3 separate regions of the Homo sapiens genome follow, and all the other regions are linked to region 1. The links are chromatin loops, found by intact Hi-C in ENCODE. Cell type or tissue: A673. All regions are shown on one strand. Region 1 overlaps ME1 (malic enzyme 1). Region 2 overlaps SNAP91 (synaptosome associated protein 91). Region 3 overlaps ME1 (malic enzyme 1).

What was found. A loop is a pair of places that touch in the nucleus more often than their neighbours do. Peaks named below come from ENCODE experiments on the same cell type or tissue, not always from the same donor. Only the 100,000 strongest peaks of a DNase experiment are listed, where the experiment ranks them.
Region 2: it touches region 1 in a loop (2.2-fold over the local background); 5 of 110 quality-filtered maps call a loop at or near these places.
Region 3: it touches region 1 in a loop (6-fold over the local background); 2 of 110 quality-filtered maps call a loop at or near these places.

What each region holds. Positions count from the first base shown.
Region 1 is chr6:83,219,001-83,224,000 of GRCh38, reverse strand. It overlaps ME1 (malic enzyme 1), which reads left to right. Exons shown (of 14, transcript NM_002395.6): 12 at 68-241. Among named protein-coding and RNA genes, the nearest start is that of RWDD2A, 28 kb to the right of the region's middle. In A673, a CTCF peak has its summit at 1,930 (motif pointing left); a DNase peak (open chromatin) is centred at 1,890; H3K27ac peaks cover 3,202 bases.
Region 2 is chr6:83,590,316-83,595,315 of GRCh38, reverse strand. SNAP91 (synaptosome associated protein 91) reads left to right here. Exons shown (of 30, transcript NM_001242792.2): 17 at 835-942; 18 at 1,575-1,838; 19 at 2,057-2,134; 20 at 2,299-2,370; 21 at 2,778-2,861; 22 at 4,022-4,105. Among named protein-coding and RNA genes, the nearest start is that of PRSS35, 80 kb to the right of the region's middle. In A673, a CTCF peak has its summit at 2,325; a DNase peak (open chromatin) is centred at 2,345.
Region 3 is chr6:83,367,647-83,372,646 of GRCh38, reverse strand. All of the region lies in intron 3 of ME1 (malic enzyme 1), which reads left to right. Among named protein-coding and RNA genes, the nearest start is that of ME1, 61 kb to the left of the region's middle. In A673, no CTCF peak of the experiment used is centred here; DNase peaks (open chromatin) are centred at 1,956, 2,376, 2,776 and 3,036; H3K4me3 peaks cover 571 bases; H3K27ac peaks cover 5,000 bases.

The sequences.
Region 1 (5,000 bases):
TTATGATACATTTGTTTTAAAATATTCTGCTTCTTTTTAAAGTGAGTTGTATGTGTCTTTGTTGTAGGGACGTGCAATTTTTGCCAGTGGCAGTCCTTTTGATCCAGTCACTCTTCCAAATGGACAGACCCTATATCCTGGCCAAGGCAACAATTCCTATGTGTTCCCTGGAGTTGCTCTTGGTGTTGTGGCGTGTGGATTGAGGCAGATCACAGATAATATTTTCCTCACTACTGCTGAGGTATTGTAAAATCCTCTAAGTTTACCAAGGGTTTAAAATACCAAGTGTGCTCAGCCTAGGTTGTCTAATGTTTTATTTATCTAGCATCTCAGCTTACTCTCTGAAAGAAGTAAAGTCTGAAGAACTTCCCAGTGGAGTATAAGGGGTGGGTAGCATGTTCATACTGACTCACAAACGAAAGGTTCTTCTTCAGTAGTCATTAGAAAAATTGTGTTTTTGATTTCTTAAGAGGAACATTTTTGTGTCTTCACACATCAGATCAAGTTCTGTGACAGTGATGGGACAATTAAAAATATTGTTTCCAGGGCTGGGTGTGGTGGCTCATGCCCCTAATCCCAGCACTTTGGGAGGCTGAGGCAGGCAGATCACTTGAGCCCAGGAGTTCGAGGCCAGCTTGGCCAACATGGTGAAACTTCATCTCTACTAAAAATACAAACATTAGCCGGGCATGGTGGTGTGTGCCTGTGATCCCCCCTGACTCAAGAGGCTGAGGCAGGAGAATTGCTTGAATCCAGGAGGCAGAGGTTGCAGTGAGCTGCGATTGCACTACTGCACTGCATCCTGGGCTACAGAGCTAGATTGTTACCTAAAAAAAAGCAAAAACAAAATTGTTTCCAAATGATGATTAAGTGGTAAATATTTCCCTGTTGAGAACAGTGCTTAATAATGAATGGCATTTTGAAGGTTTAAAGTGAAAGTCTGATATGGTATAGTGGACATGTTTATTATTCAGGGTTCAGTACAGGAGACAGAAACCACCCTAGTATTTAAGCAGAAATTAGATCAAAATAGGAAATTAGTTGTTTATAAAATCATTAAAAGAATAGGAGAAGTGAGCTCTGTCTGGGCCTTGAGGAAAGATTCTCAGAACATCACAAAGCAGGCCCACTGGGGAATCTTGTACTGTCATGAAACTGTGAAAGATCTGAGATTTTACTCTACTTGCAAGCTAACAAGTTAGCCACAATTTCATAGATATTGACAGAAGACATGAAACTCTTAGGTCAGAGACAAAGGACTTTGATAATTCCTGGCACAAGAGATATCATGAGCTGCATGTTCCTATCAGTTTCCCTCCTCCTCCCAAGCCTCAGCAGGATGATACGGTGATTGGGCATATATTTATAAAATCATGAGCTTTTTGATAATCATCAGGTTGATGTTCATCAGGTTGATATCATGTTTCAGATTTGAACAGGTAACCATTTATGGATGAGAAACTTGAGTGAATTTCTTTTCTTACGATTAAACCTTTGCAGCTGAACTGATCCAAAGAACTTGATTGATATTCAAATATTTTTATCCTGCAAATATTTTTTCCATTGTGAAGAGGAACCCCAAGAATGTAGACAAAGATTCTTATGTTACTGATGTGATCTAAAGGAGCATAATCTTGGTGGCTAGCACCCGGTGTCATTCTATGAGAACAGATGCTTGGAAGCAATAATGTTCTCCTGTCGTTTTCTTCACTGCATTAAAAAGCATGCCAGCTGATGTCACAGGTTTTCTTTAACTCAGAAAATCTTGTTAAACATAAATGGATGTCTAATTACTAAGAGAGCATGTAAAAGTAGCTTTTGCATTAAGGAAAATGTAATCATTGTCTTTTAGAATAGGCACATCAGAGTTTTGGTTACCTGCAGTAGTCAGTGTTTTCTTTCTTAAATAACTCTAGCACCCTCTAGTGACAAATTCCGTGAAAAATATTTTCAGTTTACTCTCCAAGAAAAGTAATAATCACTACCAAAAAACACTTTGAAGGAAAAAAAAAATGTGGTGTTGTCAACATACCACATCACTAATTCTTATCATAGCTAGTGATCTCTCTGGCTGCATCTCTTGGCCTTTCTACTGGTTTTCTCTTAGGCTTCAACACAATATTCCTGTTTTTTATATCATCTAAATTATGTCCCACTCATTATTTTCCTTGTCTCCTTTTCATCTCCCTTTTAAGTAAGAGTTTTTTTTCTAGCATTCATTTTTTGTTACCAGTTTTTTCTTCTCTTTTTCTTATGCTTTCAAAGATCTCATTCATTCATTCATTTCTATTATCTTCATTCTAGTAGTGGCCAAATCTGTGTATCTCTATTCTCATCTTTTTCCATATCTCCAGTTGCCTGTTGGGTAATTCCACAGACATGCCCTACTGTGTCCTTAAACACAACATTATGAAAGCCTTCCTTATCTTTCCTCACTGTCAGCATTCACATTTTTATTAGTGATACCCCCTTTCCAAGCAGGCAGCAAAGCTTAGAAGCTTGACATTCTTTTCATTCTCCCTCATCCCATAGCCTTCAAACACACCATGCATATGTATGCCTGTGTAACTGCTTTATCTCTTATCCTGTCTGGAAAGACCTGAGAATTATTCTCCAATGATCTAAGCTTCTCCTTTAGGGTACTGCTTAAATACCACCACATCCTGGAATCTTTTTGTGACAAGTCTAGCTCATCTTGATCTTTCTCCGTAGCCATGACTGTCTTTATTACACACTTTGACATTTAATTTTATTTCTGGTTATGATACACTCCTGAGAGCTTCCTATTGTAAAAGATTAGGTGTTGCCTTTATAACTAAATTGTAGATTATCTTTTTTTTTTGAGACGGAGTCTCGCTCTGTTGCCAAGCTGGAGTGTAGTGGTGTGATCTTGGCCCACTGCAACCTCCAACTCCCTGGTTCAAGCAATACTCCTGCCTCAGCCTCCCAAGTATCTGGGATTACAGGCACAATGCCAATACGCCCAGCTAATTTTTGTATTTTTAGTAGAGACGGGGTTTCACCATGTTGGCCAGACTGGTCTCGATCTCTTGACCTTGTGATCAGCCTGACTCGGCCTCCCAAAGTGCTGGGATTATAGGCATGAGCCACCGCGCCTGGCCTGTAGATTATCTTTTTTAAAGACAGAGAGTCTTCCATATACTTCTTTTAAAACTTCAGTAGTATCTAGCACCATGCTAGGCACAAAGCAGAAAATTAGTAAATACTTTTTGAATAGGATTAAATAGAATGAGTCATGTATCTTAGCAAGAGGAATAAATACAATACCACAAACGTTCACTACCAGATGGCCCCAAAAAGAAGAAAAGTACTTCTTGTCTAGATTATATTTTGTAGTTAACAAAAGTAACATATAGGAGATATTTCTGAATATTTTGTTTTGCAACCACAAATTTAATAACTGTTAGGATTATTGTCAAAATACTAGTTGAATCTCTTATGGAACTAGAAATGTCATGGGTTAGCACCAATCTCAAAGAATATTTCTGGACATTTTTATATCATGAAGAGATTTTTGGCTTTCCTGGCACTATAGACAGTCTTCTGGACCTCTGGTGATCAGCCCTCCTGGCCCTGTGTGGTCTGTAGTGTATCCTGGGAATAGACTCCTCACATCCTGTTCACACCTGGGAGACAAATCTCAGCCTCCTATCTTCACACCACTTCTCCTGAATCACAGGCTGGTGTCTTCTCATCTGCCTTGCTCCACTCCTTTCTGATATCTGCTCAGAGGACCCTTTAGATAATCATCATGGACAGTCACACATGGAGAGTAAGGATTCAGAATGATTCTTCTTTACTCAGCTATCCTGTGACTGTCTCCAATCTCTTTAAAATGACATTTGTGTGACATCCTAGAGAAGAAACAATGAAATTGAATGCCAGCAGTGTCCTGGTGTTTATAGGTGGAATACACATATTATGTCATATAAATAGTTGAAAAAACTTGAAGTTGATTCGTTATAGAACTTGCCCCCAAATCAAATAGCTAACAATCTATACACTGTAGAGCCAGATCTGACACCAGAAGCTATTTTGCTTCCATTTGGCCATGTGGGCTGCCTATTGGTTCTTTTTTAAAACAAAATAGCTGGCCAGATGCAGTGGCTCACGTCTGTAATCCCAACACTTTGGAAAGCTGAGGTAGGTGGATCGCTTGAGCTCAGGAGTTTGAGACCAGCCTGGCCAACATGGTGAAACCCTATCTCTGCTAAAAATACAAAAAAAAAAAAAAAAAAATTAGTTGGGCATGATGGCACACAGCTGTTGTCTCAGCTACTCGGGAGTCTGAGGCGGCAGAATCACCCAAGCTAAGGGAGATTGCCTACACTCCAGCGTAGGCAATCTGAGTGAGACCCTGTTTCACATACATACATACATACATACATAAAACAAAATAGCTAAGTTTAATTGAATACTTTTCTGACAGACACTGTCTGTGGTAAATTGTTTGCTGGCATTTATTTCATTCAATCCTTATGAATTAGGAAGTATTATTAGTCCTGTATTACTGATGAGAAAACTGAGGTCTAAAAAGGTTAATTAATTTGCCCAAATACAAAACAGACAGTAATTGATGGAATTAGAATTCAAACATAGGTCTACCTCACACCAGAGCCTGAGCCTTCAACCACCATGCTCTGACATCTTTTTAACATTGTGCTATTCATTTTGTTCTATCCAATTAAATACCAATACCTGACACCCAGAAAAGTTTTTGCTTTAACATCTAAGAAATTATTATTTAAATCTGCCACATCTCCTTTGCAGAACAACAAGAATTAATAAAGTTTTTTAAAAGTTTCAATTCAGTGGAGCAATTAACATAAAATGGTTTTATTTTGCCCCAGTCATTGTTTTAAATCATTCTCCACCAGCTCTCCCTCTTGTTTCTCTTAGTGCCATTTCGGTAAGAGCCCATAACTTTCAGTTCACTCATTCTTTTAATATTCTTTTAATTAAATACCTAACATATGCTA
Region 2 (5,000 bases), 370 kb before region 1:
CAAATAACTAGAAAAATATAATTGCATTATGGTATCATACCCTATTTTTATCTCTTTATGTCTTTAAAATAACTTATTGGTTATGTTTGAAAATGCTTTTCAAGGATAGTGAAGACTTAACACTTAGGAATGCTTAGTAAACTTAGTAAGAGTGTTTCATACTCTCATACTTAGTAAACCTTAGTAAACTTAACACTTAGGAATGCTTAGTAAACCTTAGTAAAATTATTGGTTATGTTTGAAAATGCTTTTCAGGGATAGTGAAGACTTAACACTTAGGAATGCTTAGTAAACCTTTCATGTTAACACTGTAATTTTGCCTGTACTAGATTATAAAAAATCTTAAAACTAGAATTATTTACATTGCCATTGTATATTTAATTTTATTGGCATTAAAGAAGATATTATGTTTGCTAGAAACTATGAGACAGGGACATTTTAATAACAGTGAATCAGTGTTACCTGGACATGAAAGTTTAATGTCTTAAATTACATAATAAAAATATTTTTTGTTTTAATTTTTACATCCATTAATTTCTAATGATACATAAAACATGCTTCTCAGAGCCCTTATACAATGAGAATCTCATTACCTTTTGGATCCTATTAGGCCTCAGCAGTATCAACATTGTATCACTTGCATGTTAACTAACATGAAGGTGTGCAAAGAATAATTGTTTTGTGACCACCGACAGCGCATGGGCCATAAAAATGCATTTTTAAAAATTCATGTTGTATAAGGGAGCCTTCTTCACAATTTAACTTGGTTCTTTTACTGTATTTTCTTCTCTTTTTATTCTTTTAATTTCTGCTGTTTTAAAAACCGCACCCAAGATGCCTTTGCAGCTTCTCCTGGGGAGGCCCCTGCAGCATCCGAAGGGGCCGCCGCACCAGCTACCCCAACCCCTGTAGCAGCAGCACTTGATGCATGTTCAGGAAATGGTGGGTTTAAAGTCATTAGCCAGTCTGTTATTCTTCTGTCCTAATGTAAAACCCCCGTAGTTAGAAGAGGCCATATGTTTTTCTAATTTTACTTTCTTCTGAGTGTAAAGTATCATTCATCATAACTAAATAAATAATGCCAGCATTTAAAACATTAAGACAATGAAGTACATACTTATCAAAATTGACAATTTCTTAAGATTGACAATTTTTGTCAGTGCAAGTATGCTGTCTTAATGTTTTTTTTTCTAATGCTATATTGTACTCTTTTGTAACATTGAGTTCAAATATATTGGCATGTTTTAATGAATTTTCAAAGCTACCAGATTGACCAAATAAAGTGAAGATTTGAAGGATAGCAATCTCTGATCCTAGACTGTAGGTTAATCTTACGGCACTTTGCAAAATGCTTTAGTTTGCTAACTTGTGGTACCTACTAAGTTTTCCTTTTTCTTTAGAAAAACATCCTAATCACTAACCCCTGCCAGTAGGATAGTAGTTAAATCCAAGGAGCCTCACACCTAGCTAGTGTGTAAATATCTGTATAAGGTGTCTCTTGCCATAGTTATGATGCTGTCTCTTGTCTCTTTCCTTACTGATGCTGTGTGTGTCTCCACTTTCCTTTCCAAAAGACCCCTTTGCCCCGTCTGAAGGTAGTGCAGAGGCTGCACCTGAGCTGGACCTCTTTGCAATGAAGCCACCTGAGACCAGTGTTCCTGTAGTTACCCCTACAGCTAGCACAGCCCCTCCAGTTCCCGCAACTGCTCCTTCTCCTGCTCCTGCCGTTGCAGCTGCTGCTGCTGCCACTACTGCTGCCACCGCCGCTGCCACCACCACTACCACCACCTCCGCTGCCACCGCCACCACTGCTCCTCCTGCTCTAGATATCTTTGGTGGTAATTTTTTGTTATTGTTGTCGACCTCTTTCCGTCTAGTGGATTGAATTCTGATCCTTGAGATGTACTGCATGAAGACTGTGTAATTAAATGGTTCTCTAGAAACCATTTGCTGCTTAATTCAGAGTTCTTCAAAGTGCTAATTAAGGACTGGGAAGTGATGCTGTGTCAGGCTTATTGTTCAAGTTGAGTAAAGGCATGTGTGTTCTTGGTCTTAGATTTATTTGAGTCCACTCCTGAAGTTGCTGCAGCGCCTAAGCCAGATGCTGCTCCTAGCATAGACCTGTTTAGTACAGGTAAAACCAAAGCAACCCTTTTTTTTCACTTTAGTTTCTTAGATGTTTTCCTGATTAAGCTCTTTGTACTCACCTGTGATAATGCATTTGTTAGATTTTTGACTTTGATTTCAGCTTTCTACTACTTACCTCTGCTTGGTTTTGGTTTGTTTCACTTTTGGAAGATGCTTTCTCCTCTCCACCACAAGGGGCCTCTCCTGTGCCTGAGAGTTCTCTCACTGCTGACCTCTTATCTGGTGAGTGCTTTGCCAAGGTCAGGACTTCAGAGATGTCTTGTGGAAGTAATGCATAGAGAGAAGGATATAACATGTGGGTTTTTCTTGAGTTCTTTTAAATTTAAAATGTACTTCAAAAGAAAAACTCACTCTTGGGACCATCATCAACCGTTGAGGGTTAATATTTCAAATTTAAGGCTAGTGAAAATTTTTTTCACACTGAAACCTCTGACCTCAAGGAGTCAATTTTATTTTGTTCTGGAGAGCGTGTATTTTAAAACCCGTTTGCTTTTCCTTAACTGTTAAGATTGTCTACAGTCTTTCTGCCTGGAGTGAACCATGAAATCCCAAGATGCCATTTGTCAAGGCTCATGGTTTTCTTTTCCCTTGGGTGACATGCACTTTTTCCTGTCTGTGCTTCACTGCAGTGGATGCATTTGCAGCACCATCTCCTGCAACCACTGCCTCGCCAGCAAAGGTGGATTCTTCAGGTGTCATAGACCTTTTTGGGGGTGCGTATTTCTCCTCCATCAACACTTAAGGAATCTTTTTTTCTTCAGAATAATTTTTAAATCTATTTTATTATATTTCATCATTTTTTCTTTAGGCTATATAAAATTCTGTCTCTTAAATGTAAACTTAAGTTTTTAAGATCATTTTCATTTCTTCGTCATCATCATCTTCATCCTCATCATTTCATCATAACTTTCAGTGCATGACCTAACAAAACACATAATTTTTCACTTGGTGTTTTCAACTTTTTGTTCTTCATCCTAATGTAGAATTACCTGACTGGAATTTCCTTCAACTGTTCTTCCTTGGTGATCCTGATCTGTTGGCTAAATCAACATCTCTAAGTTCTTAAAAGCCAAATAAACATGACCTATTAATAGATAATTTAGAAATGAAAACAAGCCAGTTAAAACTGAAAGCATAAGTCTAGATGTTGTACATTATTCTGTAGGTTTATTTATAATGTTTTGCTATCCTTACAAAGAGTTAGAAGGATTGGAAAATGTGTTGCTGATTTAAATATATTTCCCTCTTCCTTTATGTGTTATCTGAGGGCAGGAAGATGTACTGAATTAGCTCTTGAGCTTAAATACTATCCTTAGAAAGCTTAACCCACATTGAGTACCTCCTGTACATTGAAGCATCATGGACATTCCATGATGCGTACATGAGGAATACAAAGATGTTGCAGTGTCTGACATTTAGGGGCTCAAGACTTGTGTCAGATAAACACTAAACCTTGACATGTAGGTACAAATCATATTGCTGCTCCTTGAATTAAGTTTATTAATTTTTTAAACATTTAATAGAATTCTAAATGGAAAAATTCTGTTTTATTACCTTTAGGTAAAAAGTTTAAAACCTTGCTTCTGTTTTGACAGATGACAAGGTTTAGTCCAAAAATTTTATTCTTAGAAAAAAAAAAGAATTCCCTTAATCTTACAAAGAGGTATTACTTGTTAATATTTTAGAACTCTTTTTGAGAGAATAAACCGGTCAGAGCATAATTCAATTCATGTGATCATTTCACACACCCACAAAAGACAAGCTCACTGTACACTGTCATGTCTCTGCATTTCTCTACATAATACTTAAATTACTTACTGTACTTACTTTTTACACTTTCTTACTTTTCCGCTGCACAATGGATAACGGATAGATGCATTTGGAAGTAGTGCTTCTGAACCCCAACCTGCATCTCAGGCTGCTTCTAGTTCATCAGCATCGGCAGACCTACTAGCTGGTAATTAAATTAAAATGGTATTTTGTAGAAGTTAAATTTGGATATATTTTTATAAGTAACAATTATAAAAATTACATAAATTGCAGGGTGCATGTTTTCTTTTTCTTTCAAGACATAAAATTGAGGGAGGGGACAAGTATTGAAAAACTGACTGTTGGGTACTATGCTTATTACTTGGGTGACAGGATCAATCATACCCCAAACTTCAGCATCTCATAGTACACCCATGTAACAAATCTGTACTTGCCCCCCCAAATCTAAAACAAAATTGAAATTGTTTTTAAAAAATAATTTTAAAAGACATGAAATTGAAAATTCAGTCATTGTACGATAGAAGTTTGATTATTTCTCAGGGTCTTAAAGTTGCAGCTGTATACAAGCCACCTTTGTGGCTTCTTGTATGCTCCAAATCTGCCTTATTTTCAGCCAACATGTTTCCTTTAAATTATTTAAAGGGTAATGTGCTTATGTAACAATTTTTGTCTTGTAATGTCTATGCCCATCTTTTTTTAAAGGAAGTTGTGGGGAAATGTACCATGATGTTTGAAAATAGATTTCGTAATATATGAATCACTCCAAGAGAAACTGTTACAGACTCCTACCATTGGGTCAAAACTGCTATTACATAGACCACTGTTTTTGTTTTTTGTTTTTTTTTTTAACAAGCTGATCATTTTTCTATGTGAAAACTCATGGGGTGATCTCAGCTCAACAGGGTCATAGTGTGAAATAGATTGGTACAGTTTGCCTTGGATTACTGCTTGTGGCCCAAGTAGTATATATAGAATAAAAGGAAACAGTTCAAGGACTCAAAAATAGTAAAAGCCAAGTATTGGTCTTCCTTGGGAGCAAGACAAAGTGTGTGCTTAGTGATAGCCTTGACCTAGAAATTATT
Region 3 (5,000 bases), 150 kb before region 1:
GTCGTGTAAGTTACCTCACCAAATCCAGTAAAATCCCAAAGGTTTTTACACCTCGGGACAATGCCAATAGCAACTTGAGATAGATAATTTGGTGTCTTTCTTTTGTAAGAGAGAAGAAAGTCTAGTATTAAAGCAGCTAGGGAATGGAGAATCCACATGAGTGGATCAATCTTGGAGAACCACACTAGGTCTTGGCAGATCAAATTTAGGAAAGAGAGATATGAAAGGTAAATATCTAGAAATTGATTAAATTAAAACTGTTGATGCTTTTGTTGTCCTAGGAAAGTCTCTCAAACCATACCCCAGTCAGTCTTGGGGTTCCAAGAGTAAATGTTTGAAGAGAGAGGAAGTGGAAGCTGATAGTTCTTAAGAATTGGTTGGAAACTGGCACAGCCTTACTTCTGTCATATTTTATGGGTCAAAGCAGTTACAGAGGCTGTCTGAAATTAAGGAGAAGACATCGACCCCACTTCTCTACGGGAGAAGTGTCAAAGGATTTGTGATCATCTTTAATATGCCTCAGCTACTATTTGCTAGACACTGTATTAGGTCATTGGAATAAAATAATGAATACAATAGACATAATGGTTTGTTGCATGAAGCATATGATCTAACAGAGGAGACAAACAAGCAATTATAATATTGCGTGATAAACACTATGATAAGAGAATATAGGGTGCCATGGAATCATACAGGAGGGGCCCCTAAACCAGAGAGAACTGGAATTCAGGCACAACACCCCAAAGGAAGTACCCTGAGAACTCTATTCTGAACCAAGTCTTATTGATATGATAATAGTACAGCTATAATTTTTGAAAACATATTTCTCACTCGTGCTAGACTTGAAGGAAACTAGTGACAGATTTTCAGTAGTAGCATAAATTTGAATTTGTGCAGAGGTGATCTAGATCTGAGGGAAAATGGGCATTATTTGGTTTATAGAGTAGAATTGAAGGGATCGTTTTCTTAGTACCCAGCAGTAGCAACCTCCCCTGGAAAATTCTTTGGAAAACTGCCTCATATCAGAAGAATTTGCTTGAACTGTATTTGGCAGTATACCAAGTCTGTCTGTATGGCTTATATTTTTCTGTTGATACATTTTCTTTTCTCTGAAAAGGAAAAACCCGGCAACAAGGCCTGTGAACAAACAGCAGTTTTTCTGTTTAGGTTTATATAGGCCTATTCCTACAGTTTTCAGCATATGCATGTGAGTCTCTGTCAGTTTTCCAAAACATTAGAATAGGAAATGAGACTGATTGATTGAATAGTTTGATCAGTTAGTTTTGGGTTTAGATACACTAATCTGCAAGAATGTAGACTTCCAATGTAAAGATCAGCAAAGGGAAAGACTTCTGGATAAAGGCTAAGTCAAGGCTGTAGGATTTACTTTAGTAGCAGTTTGAAAGGAACTTGAAAATAAAACTTCAACTAAGAAGCTATTGCTCTTCAAGAATGCTGTTTTATCAGAGAAACAATAATAAAATTCTTAGAATAAATTATAAATGAAATTATTAGAAAGTTTATAGCAACAACAATATGATTAATGAAAGTTGTATTAATGATAGAGATTACCTAAAGATTTGGGACATGAGATCTTGAGCCAGCACAGGTAAATTTCATGTGAACATTGGGGCAAATCTTAATGGTCTAAGTAAAGTGTTATATGTTTAGAGGTAATTGAATTCTACCGTATCCTCTTTTTCTTCATTAATGTTTTTTGTGCTTTATGCCTTTGACTTCTTGCATAAAAGCATGGAGTCATTCTGGTGCACTTCCATCATAGAATGTCTCTCCTATTTCCGCTCTTGGATCCCATTGCATAGTCAGTTTATATTGGCCCTGGATATAACTGTCATTCCCTAGACATTAAGTAATGGAAATATTTTTTCTTTGCGTTGCCAGTAAATGCTGGATAGGATGTATATATTTTCATTTAACAGTGAGAAGTGCTTTTTTCCCCTTTACTTCATTGCTGTTATTTGTAATGTTTGGAAAGAAACCTGAGATACCAGTCTAAATGTGAGACTAAGTAATTATTCTATTTGATAGAATTTGCTAACTCAAGCAGGATGAGTAGGATGGATATTTGGCAAGCCTTTGGTACTTATGCAGTTGCTTTTTATGCATAGGAGTTTATCATTCTATGGATATTTCTATGTTTTTCAATCCTCATTTCAAATTGTCTCGTTTTCCTCTCTATTATGTCATATTCAAACAATTGTCATCTGTCCCATTAAATATGGTACCTTTGCCACCTTCTTTACTGAAAGGGAGTTTAGAAAAAGCAAGCAAGTTATCACATACGGGATTGAACACAGTGTAAGTAAAGTTGACTGTTTTTCCTGCAAAGTTAAGCTGTAGAATTTATTATGCCTTTTCCTCTCACCATATAGTATCTTGAAATAATTACAGTACAGACTGAGAAAGACAGGGATTTGTCAGCTACTTCATTTCTTTAATTCTAATGTCACAGAAAAGTATGAACATATCTTCCTAACTTTATCCATTTTAGTATGTAACGGTCTTTACAAATTTTAGCCTGAATCACTTGTATTTAACCTAAGTTTTTATTTTTGATTGAGATGTAGATTCTTAAACTCTTTGCAATAATTCTATAAATATTTAAGAACTATTATCTTTTTCTCTTCATATCTTCTCCGCTGCATCCTTTTAAAACCTTTCCTAAAGGAACCCCTAAAGGGTTGTCTTTTAAAACATTGAATCATCTTTACTGTTCTTTCATGACCCTTTAAGAATTCTCTGTAATCAGTTTAAATCTTATTATACCAAAGTTAATTTGATTGGAAATATATAGGACTTTGATATAGTTGACTGTCAAGTTTTGAACCGAGAAAGAATATATTCCTTCCTCTCAAGTTGTTATAAAAAAATCGTTTTCTATGGATTGGATTTCATTTATTTCCTTCCTTCCTTCCTTCCTTCCTTCCTTCCTTCCTTCCTTCCTTCCTTCCTTCGTTCCTTCCTTCCTTCCTCTCTCTGTCTCTCTTTTCTTTTCTTTTTCTGACAAGGTCACTGTCTGTTGCCCAGGCTGGAGTGCAGTGGCATGATCATGGCTCACTCCAATCTCAACCTCTCTGGGTCTTAGAAGATAGAAGGATCATTTTTCTACCAGTCATTTGAAAATGGAAGGTGTTATATCCATCTTAGTAAGGATAGTATTTTTATTATATGGTGGGAGATTTTGCACTTAGGTAAAGGGAGAAAATAAGGTCATTGACTTGGAAAAACTAGAGAGTTACTTTAATCTGTTAGGCCAAAACCCTCTTAAATAAAGTATATTTTAAAAATTATGGAACAAATACCTCAGTTCACTTCAGTAGACATTTAGAGTGCCTACAGTAAGTTCAGTGTCAGTAATAGAAAAGAAATTTCCAATGAAATGTCCTCTTTGGGCTACCAACAGTTAGTTAGGTCTTTGATCTCCCATTCATCACCCTATTCTTCATGTAATGACCCACATGACCTGACACTTAACTGTGTGCCTGGAAGTACAAGGAAGAGTGGGAAAAAATTACAGGAGAAAATTCTTTAAAGCATATATATCTATTTTTATTTTAAAAGTCACATTCTGCACATGTATCCCAGAACTTAAAGTATATTAATAATAATAAAGTCTATTTTCTTTGGAAGGAGGATTTCTTCATTCAACTTTCCTGCAGTTCTCTGGTTGCTAGCAAATATTGCAGAGGGAAATGAAAATAAAATGGGAAAATTTTCTATGGCAAGTTCAGGATTGGGAAAGACAATATCATAGACCCAGAGAATATTGAGTCTCAGCTTACTGAATATTCTAGGTCCAGCTCTTCTTATCTCTAAATTACTGAGTCTGGAGAAGATAACTGACTGTTCTAAGGATTCATAGCCATGACTAAAACTCCTATTTTTATCCAGTGCCTTTCTTAATAAGAAGCCAAAAAATATGATAGGGTCTACTCAGTAAATTGTAATGTGTTAGTTTTGTAAATCCATGTTGTAAATGGTGAGATCAATGCATGTAGTTATATGGCATTTTAATTTATTATATGATAACATTTGACTCCTTTGAAGTTAGTGGACTAAATGCAACAAAAATTAGAAATGTGGCCATAAAAGTGACCATAAAAGTAATGTAATTTATAGTTAATATTTAAATCACATGCAAAACATGTGGAAATATTTAATAGGAAACTAAAACCAAGCTTATTAGTACAAGCATGCCTCGTTTAATTTTTGTTCATGTTATTGTGCTTTGCAGATAATTTTTTTTTGTTTTTTATAAATTGAAGGTTTGTGGCAATCCTCCATTGGGCAAGTCTATCAGTGCCATTTTCCAATAGCATGTGTTCACTTGTATCTAGTATCTTTGTGTCACATTTTGATAATTCTCACAATATTTCAAATAATTTTGTTATTATTATAACTTTTATAGTGATCTTATATCTGTAATCAGATCTTTGATGTTAGTATTGTAATTATTCTGGGGTACCATGAACCGCTCCCATATAAGACTGCAAACTTAACCCATAAATATGTGTTTTCCAACTGCCCCACTGACAGCAGTTCTCATCTCACTTTTCTCGGGCCTATTCCCAGACACACAACAGTGTTGAAATTAACCCAGTTAATAACCCTGCAATGGCCTTTAAGTGTTCAGGTGAAAGGAAGAGTCACACATCTCTCAGTTTAAAACAAAATCTGGAAATGATTAAGCTTAGTGAGGAAGGCAAGCTGCAAGCTAGGCCTCTTGTGCCAAACTGTTATCCAAGTTGTGAATGCAAAGGAAAACTTCTTGAATGAAATTAAAAGTGCTATTCCAATGAACATACCAACGATAAGAAAGTAAAGCGGCCATATTGCTGATATGGAGAAAGTTTGAATGGTCTGGATAGAAGATCAAACCAGCCACAACATTCCCTTTAAGCCAAAGCCTAATCCAGAGCAAGCCCTAACTCTCTTCATTTCTGGGAAGGCTGAGAGAAGTCAGGAAGCTGCAGAAGAAA